Regions from separate parts of the Homo sapiens genome. Here region 1 is linked to region 2. A link is a contact called in ENCODE Hi-C or POLR2A ChIA-PET data. All regions are on one chromosome and are shown on one strand. Each heading gives the region's core, a stretch centred on a gene start or an enhancer-like site at or near the end of the contact. The rest is flanking DNA. Distances are from core to core; before and after follow the strand shown. Region 1 overlaps ERN1 (endoplasmic reticulum to nucleus signaling 1). Region 2 overlaps SCN4A (sodium voltage-gated channel alpha subunit 4).

What was found. A loop is a pair of places that touch in the nucleus more often than their neighbours do. ChIA-PET counts read pairs that join two places held with the same protein, here RNA polymerase II (POLR2A). Pooled maps may share reads with other maps.
Region 1: a pooled map shows a loop between it and region 2 (2.0-fold over the local background). The contact joins two enhancer-like sites. A Hi-C loop is called at or near these places in 2 of 50 pooled maps. POLR2A ChIA-PET finds 5 or more read pairs at or near these places in 4 of 52 experiments (HepG2, T-cell, activated CD4-positive, alpha-beta T cell and 1 more).

Annotation. Positions count from the first base shown.
Region 1 is chr17:64,071,943-64,075,965 of GRCh38, forward strand. ERN1 (endoplasmic reticulum to nucleus signaling 1) reads right to left here. Exons shown (of 22, transcript NM_001433.5): 5 at 3,233-3,305; 6 at 39-161. Among named protein-coding and RNA genes, the nearest start is that of ICAM2, 53 kb to the left of the region's middle. RefSeq lists silencers at 2,464-2,523, 3,007-3,301 and an enhancer at 2,744-2,823. Within about 2 kb of position 2,554, at least 12 of the 41 ENCODE cell types and tissues checked have a DNase peak (open chromatin) inside an H3K27ac peak, as active enhancers do.
Region 2 is chr17:63,952,254-63,956,328 of GRCh38, forward strand. The region is part of intron 13 of SCN4A (sodium voltage-gated channel alpha subunit 4); the gene reads right to left. Among named protein-coding and RNA genes, the nearest start is that of SCN4A, 19 kb to the right of the region's middle. Within about 2 kb of position 2,363, at least 8 of the 41 ENCODE cell types and tissues checked have a DNase peak (open chromatin) inside an H3K27ac peak, as active enhancers do.

The DNA of each region.
Region 1 (4,023 bases), core at 1,304-3,803, 120 kb after region 2:
AACAGGCAGGTTGTAGAAGACAAAGGTTCATTTCTTACCTGTTCGCCCAAGATACAGAAGAGAGGTTGATGGGCAGAGACTATCTGCAAAGGCCGATGACAAAGTCTGCTGCTTCTCTCCGGTCAGGAGGTCAATAACATACCAGATGTCCTGCTTTTTACCTGAAAGGACACAAAAACACATCGTCGTTTACACCATATGGAAAAAAGTATCGCTGCCAAACTAGCAGCCAAGATGCTCTGTATTGAGAGAGATAGACCTGAATTTCTTAGGATGTCATTTCTAAGGTGATGATATAAATGGTAATGCAGAGATAATAAAACTTCTTAGGTCCATAGGTCTTATAATAATTTAATAACCTAAACATGGTATACAAATTCCTCCAAACCCAATAACATAATTATAGTTTCAAAAAGTTCCCCAAACTTTCAAGTTAGATTTTATTGCTTTGATGAGTGGCTTTAAATATGAAAAGTCTTGCCTGTGAAGGGCAATCCTTTTCCCGTGGACTGGGATCTATAGAAATACAGAAATGTGCCCAGGGGTTCATCTCCCTAATAACCATCATTCACATTTCTCAACCTCCCTAATAACCAGCCACCATGTGAGAAGGATCCACAGTTACTGTTTATGACTATAATTAACTAGTACCTGGGACTGGTCAGTGGAGTTGGTTGCAACCTGATGCTAAGGATGTCAAAGTTGTCTCGGCCTCTGTTCCCAGCCAGTAAGTAATTCCCTGGCCTCGGGCCATACCCCCTAATCTTGGTCAGCTGATTATGACAGGCAGACAGCACAGTAAATAACACTATATATTAAGAAAACCCAAAGCATATGTATCAATGGTATATACCCAACAGCATCCTAGGAATGGAGAGTCTGTAGCAAGGGCCTCCAATGTGAAGGTCAACACAGTCACTGTGATGCGTGTATTTCCATTTTGTAAAGCATGATCTCTGGTGGTCATTTTTATCTTCCTAACTTATTGGAAAAGTCTCCTGTTTTGGAGACTCTTAGAAGAAGAATATTGAGATGCTGGAGAAGGTCACAGAGCCTTTGAAATTTTTTTTTTTTTTTTTTTGAGACAGAGTCTTGCTCTGTCGCCCAAGGAGGAGTACAGAGGTGTGGTCACGGCTCACTGCAGCCTCAAACTCCTGGACTCAAGTCATCCTTTTGCCTCAGCCTCCCCATAGTTGAGACTACAGGCATGTGCCACTATGCCTGGCTCTTTTTTTATTTTTTTTGGGATGGAGTCTCGCTCTGCCGCCCAGGCTGGAGTGCAGTGGAGTGATCTCGGCTCACTGCAACCTCCACCTCCCAGGTTCAAGCGATTCTCCTGCCTCAGCCTCCTGAGTAGCTGGGACTACAGGTGCGTGCCACCACACCCAGCAAATTTTTTTTTTTTTTTTTTTTTAGTAGAGACAGGGTTTCACCGTGTTAGTCAGGATGGTCTCCATCTCCTGACTTCGTGATCCACCCAACTCGGCCTCCCAAAGTGCTGGGATTACAGGTGTGAGCCACCATGCCCGGCCACCTGGCTAATTTTTATTTATTTTTTATTTTTTTTGAGACGGAGTCTCGCTCTGTCGCCCAGGCTGGAGTGCAGTGGTGCAATCTCAGCTCACTGCAACCTCCGCCTCCAGGGTTCAAGCGATACTGCTGCCTCAGCCTCCTGAGTAGCTGGGACTACAAGCATGTGCTACCACGCTTGGCTTATTTTTCGTATTTTTAGTAGAGATGGGGTTTCACTGTGTTAGCCAGGATGGTCTCGATCTCCTGACCTCGTGATCTGCCCGCCTCAGCCTCCCAAAGTGTTGGGATTACAGGCGTGAGCCACTGCACCTGGCCTACACCTGGCTGATTTTTTAAAAATGTTTCTTCTGTAGAGACGGGGTCTCACTATGTTGACCAGGCTAGTTTCAAACTCCTGGCCTCAAGCAAACCTCCTGCCTCACCCTCCCAAGGTACTGGGATTACAGTTGTGAGCCACTGCACCTGGCCTGTAATTTGCTAATGCTATACCTCTAAAGTTCTAACAGATGTTGCATACATGCCTGCTCCACATGTGTGCAACTTACCCATGGATCGCAACTCTGTTCTCACTGACAAAATCATAATATGAATATGATCTGAAGGTAGAGGAGAACAGAGCTAGGACCACGAACCTTTTCCATCTAGCATGACATAGCTGGTTACTTCAAGAACCACTAGAGTTTACATAACTCAGTTATTACTTTAATGGGTAGATTGGGCAACTACCATGCTCTTAAATATGTTTAATGAACTCGCCTAAGAGGCCACAGCACAAAGATGATAAGAAGACAATATCCTAAGCAGACTATAAGTGATGAATTGCTGGCAAAAGCTGGAAGACCAGATAGGACACAGTGACATGGATGGTCAGAAGATTATCAGATGTTCCCAGGTCACGGCCCACAGAGAGAAAAATCTGTGCCGATCGTTTCCTCCAAATTCCTAGGCTGGGAGTTCCTCATTCTGAAGGTGTGGAAGGAAGCAAGAGTCTCAGTGTCCTGAGCAAAACCTTAAAAGTCTGGCCTGCACTTGAGACCCAGAAATACACATAAAGCTCCTCGAGGCATGAATAGGCAATAAGCACTTTCAGTTCCTCAAAAAGAAAGCTGCTGTATAAATACGGGCTATTATTGCTACTATGATTTCAAGATAAATACAGCTCTCCTTTGTGTTGCAAATGCTTTTTTATTGACATTTTGGCAGCAACATAGTAAAAGAAAAGCAGGTGATCTGATGCTTTGAAAGCTGTGACCCCATAGGTATGAAGGCAGTTTATCTAGGCAAGCTATTAAGTGCTGTTCTATCAAACATTCTGATAGCAGGAAATACTAAGAAAGCGCTATAATTAACAGGCAGAGCCTGGCTTTCCTTCCTTGGCTTAGATGATTGTACTCACTTTAAATTTCATCCATTTGCCACTGGGTATGTTGCAATCTTGGAATCTCAGGACTAAGTCAACACAGCAACTAAAAGCTTGTTAAATGAGTAACCATATTAATGATGTCAATTCTTCTCCCAAGTTGGGGGAGCCCTTTCTTAATTGGTCAGCTGATCCTGGGGAGAACAGCACCTGAAGCACAACCCAGGAAAGAAAGGGTTGGCAAGGCGGTGACTGCGCCCTCTCTCTCCGCATGCCACTTTCCCAGATTCCGGGACTTACATCAAAGAGACACAAGTTTCTGGAGACAGGAACTCTTACCCATGTAGAGGATTCCATCTGAACTTCGGCATGGGGATGCCTGCACCAATTCTGGGATGGTAAAAGGAAGTTTCTTTAAAAAAAAAAAAAAAGAAAAAAAAAAGTTAACCAAGTCTTGTGCAATTATTACAATTTTACCAGGCAGTTTGTTTCTATTACCTAATTCTGCTAAAAAGAGAGAAGCACTTTGCAGATGAGAGTTTTCCTAACTGAATACAAAGGAGAAGGGGGCACCCTATGCTTCCACATCTACTGTGTTTTTATTTTCATTTTTTTGAGACAGGGTCTCATTCTGTCGCCCAGGCTGGAGTGCAGTGGCACCATCTTGGCTCACTGCAACCTCTGCCTCCTGGGTTCAAGTGATTCTCTCACCTCAGCCTCCCAAGTAGCTGGGATTACAGGCATGTTGCCACTACACCCAGCTAATTTTCCACATCTATTTTGACAAGCTCCCAGGTCCCTGAGCTCTGTAAACATCCACTCCTTTACTTGACACCATGTGCAGAGGCCCCTCAAGGTCTCCTGTCCAGGGTGCTTCCCAGGGGTGACACAAACCTTTTCTGAAAAGATTTACACAAATATGGAGAGTTATATATTCTTTGAAATGCTAAGAAAGAATTGTCCTGGCTTGGAATACAGAGCCAGAGCTGGCTAGACTGAGTAAAATGACAGTGCTTTGTAGAGCCCCATGGGAGGGAGCCAGGACATTGATGCTGAAGGGATGCAACCTTGGTGCCAAGCTCAAGCTTCGAGGGAAAGGAGAAGTCGCCATTACAGGGGCAACACAAGAG
Region 2 (4,075 bases), core at 1,113-3,612:
GGAGTGCTGTGGCGCGATTTCGGCTCACGGCAACCTCCACCTCCCAAGTTCAAGTGCCACCATGCCCAGCTAATCTTTGTATTTTTTGTAGAGACGGGGTTTCAACATGTTGCCCAGGCTGGTCTCAAACTCCTGACCTCAAGTGATCCGCCTGCCTCGGCCTCCCAAAGTGCTGGGATTAGAGGCATCACCACGGTGCCTGGCCCATGACTGTCCTTTACCTCCACTTCTGGAGGATGCGGAACAAAGAACTGGGCTCAAGTCGCCGAGCTTCCAGGACTTACTGGGAACCTTTATCTTTTGTGCCTTCTTCTCCACCTCTGTTAAGTGGGACTTTATAGACCCCGCACTCCTGGAGTGCAGAAGCTTGGCCCCTGCTACTCTGGAAGGGACATCTGACCTACTATTTACCCTCTTTTCTCCTCTTGGGGTTTCCGACTCCATCTATTCTGGTTCTTGTCCCACATCCCTACGGAAAGACTTAGGAGGCTACTGCTGCTCCCCCCCAGCACCCCCACCCACTTTATTTTCCAGTGGATAGACATTTCCTGAGCCCCCGTCACTGCATGAATGGCCTCAGGGAGCTCACAGACCAGCAGAGACAGAGAGCAGATCAATCACATGCAATACTGTGGGTTTGGGTGGCAGCAGAGACTGGAGTGCACAGCTTTTGAAACCACATTGCAGGGCTCTGAACCCCAGTTTATTAGCTGTGTGCTCTGAGGCAATTTGCCTCACTGCCCTGTGCCTCAGTTTCCTCATCTGTAAAAAGGAGATTATCCAAGTGTTCCTCCCATTGTTGTGAGGATTAAAGGATCAATAAAAGCCCAGGCGCAGTGGCTCACACCTATAATCCCAGCACTTTGGGAGGCTGGGGCAGGCGGATCACGAGGTCAGGAGATCAAGACAATCCTGGCTAACATGGTGAAACCCCGTCTCTACTAAAAATACAAAAAGTTAGCTGGGCGTGGTGGCATGCGCCTGTAGTCCTAACTACTTGGGAGGCTGAGGCAGGAGAATCGCTTGAACCCGGGAGGTGGAGGTTGCAGTGAGTCGAGATCACGCCATTGCACTCCAGCCGGGGCGACAGAGCGAGACTCCATCTCAAAACAAAACAAAACAAAAAAACAAAAAACAAACAAAAAACCCATCAATACAAGTAGAGCACACAGTAGGCACTCAACGCATGTTGGCTGTTATTATGTTTGAAATAATAGAAAGCTATACAAGGTGCTCCAGCCTGGCCAACATGGTGAAACCATGTACTAAAAATACAAAAATTAGCTGGGCGTGGTGGTGCACCTATAATCCCAGCTACTTGGGAGGCTGAGGCAGGAGAATCACTTGAACCCGGGAGGCGGAGGTTGCAGTGAGCCCAGATTGCACCCACTGCACTCCAGCCTGGGTGACAGTGCGAGACCCTGCCTTGAAGAAAAAAAAAAAAAGAAAAAGAAAAAGAAAGAAAGAAAGAAAGTTATACAAGGTGTAGGAAGAGTGTGGTGAACTCTGAGGCCAGCTCAGCATTTTATAGATGAGTAAACTGAGTCCTAGAGAGGTGGCGTGGCCTGCTCTAGGACACAGAGCATAGCCAGGACTCGAACCAGGATTCTAGTCATTGTATAACTTTAGAAGGCATCTTTCACTTAGCCTACAAGGTGAATGGCAGCCCTGAAGGTCTTTAATGTGGTCACCCTTCCTTCTACCAGTCTGCCTGGCCCTGGGCAGTGGGAGGAAGGAGAATCCTGGCTGGGGTGAGGGTCCCAGCTCCCATCAGCCAGAAGCATAGCCAGGTTCTTCCTCGGAGCCCTGGGGGAGTGAGAGGGCATGGGGAATTGGGGAGCCTGCACTTGCAGATCCGCCACCCTTGGCCGTCTCCTCGGCGGGTCTCACTCCTGGCTCTCACCAGCCTCCTCCAAGGTCTTCTCGTCATTGTCTTCACTACATTCTGTTGATTATATTCTGTTAATCATGTTAAATACTCTCTTTAAAAACTATCTGAAAACGCTCTTTGAGAGAATGTGCTAGGGGAATTTCCATGGCTCCCTTCCTCCCCGCCATGTCCCCTAGAGGCTTTTCTGCCTTTGCCCCCCACCAAAACGCATTAGTCTTTCTTCTCCCTCTCTGGGGGGAGGCATCCAGTTGCCAGAAACACATCTGAGATGGGAATTAGCTGCTCTCTGGGTCAGCAGGGTTTGCACACGGCTCCTGCCCAAGACAGAAATAGCTGCCCCAGGCATGGGGGAAGGGAGGAGGGGAGGGGGCCGACATCAATTTCCCTGGGGGTTCTGTGCTTTGGGTTACCTAGTCACTTCCTCTTCTTCTTCACAGTTACCCGCAGGAAGTGACCAAGTGCCATAGGTGCAGGGGATGCGGGTCCTCACACTCTCTGGCAGGGTGCCCTGGTGGCCTCTGGCAGACACCTGCTTCTCTGAAGCCTGGGGAGGTGGTGGGAGGGGACAGTGCCCAAGGAGCTGACAGTGCCACCTCCCTGGGCCGTTCCACTCCCTCTGAGCAAACTGGGAGAGCCACAGAGCTGGGCTGGGAAAGGATGTCAGTGGTGTGTTCGTGTGTGCATGTCTGTGTGATAGGGGTGACAGGCACACAGAAGCAGGGCCTGTACTGGTTCCAGACTCTGCAGCCAGATTGCAGGGGCTCCCGTCCCACACACGGGACAGACTCACCTCCCTGAGCCCCTGTTTCCTCATCTATAAAACATGAACCAGCGCGCCCCTCACAGGTGGGCGTGAGGATGAGGTGAAATGAATACATGTGAAGCACCCAGAATGCTGGGTAAATGCTAAATAAATGTCAGCTGTCACCATGCTTCTGCTGATGCTGACGTTATCATTATTACGATACTGTTGTCATTGATGTTATCGTTACTGGAGTTACATGGACCCAGTTCCAGCACCAGCTCTGTTTCTCACTAGTTGTGTGGTTCTGGGCAGTGCCTCCTCGAGAGTGTGGAAATAACATTACCTGTCTCATGGGGTGGCTGAGAGAATTAGGGGCAATGCCAGTAACTCCCTTTGGCAGGGACTGACATACAGTAGGCCCCCCACTGCCAATACAGGAGCATCGCCCTGGTGGCGGGAACCTAAACCAGCACTGCCCTGCCGCACGCCTGCAACACCTGTACTCCCAGCCACGTGGCCAGGCACTTTGGTAAGCACTTGTAAGCGCATGCGTAACATAATCCTTGCAACCACCCAGTGAAAGAGTCATCCCCATTTTCATCCCCGTTTTCCAGATGGGAAAACTGAGGCCCAAAGGGTTAAATAACGGGCTCGAGGTTTCCCAGTCAGTGAGTGGCAAAGTGGGGATTTAAAACGTTTCTGAGTTTCCACACATAGAAACAGCAACTCCCTGAAGACTCAGTCACCCCCAAGTCCTTAGACTTACATCAACAAACTCCTACTCAGGGTCTGCTCTCCCCATCCCCAATCCTGCCCCAAAGTTGGGCCCGGGCACCTTCCCTCTCTCTCCCCACTCCCTAAGACCCTCCTTTCAGGGACAGGAGGCCTGGGTTCTCCTCTGTAGCTGCAGCATAGTCTTCTTCTGCAGCTGAGGTGACACCCCCTTCCCTCTCTTGGTGCTGCCCCCAGCCAGAGATCAGCAATATCTGAGAAGCTCTGTCGCTGCAGCTCAGGGATTCCATAGGCCTTTGGGGAACATGGGGACAGGCGTCTTCCCAGTCCCTGTTGCCCAGGGCAGCACCAGCCACTGCAGGGGGCAGCTGGGCACAGCACTGCAGGGCTCTGGCAGGAGTGACCTCCACTGCCACCCCAAGAAGGGGAGAAGTCAGGGTCACCTCCAGAGGCCCTAGCCGCAGAAATGCTGGCCAGCTGGACCATGGCCCTATACCCTGGCTCTCACCTCCTGGCCCCTTCCTCTGCACCAGCCCCTCATGCCAAGCCCTGAACCACAGTAAGCGGCAGAAGAGATGCAGTTTATGCCATCTCTGCATTTTCCCAATATCTGCACCTGTTTCTTTTTTGTTTTCTAGAGATGGGGTCTTGCTCTGCCCCCCCATGCTGGAGTGCAGTGGCAGGATCACAGCTCACTACAGCTTTGA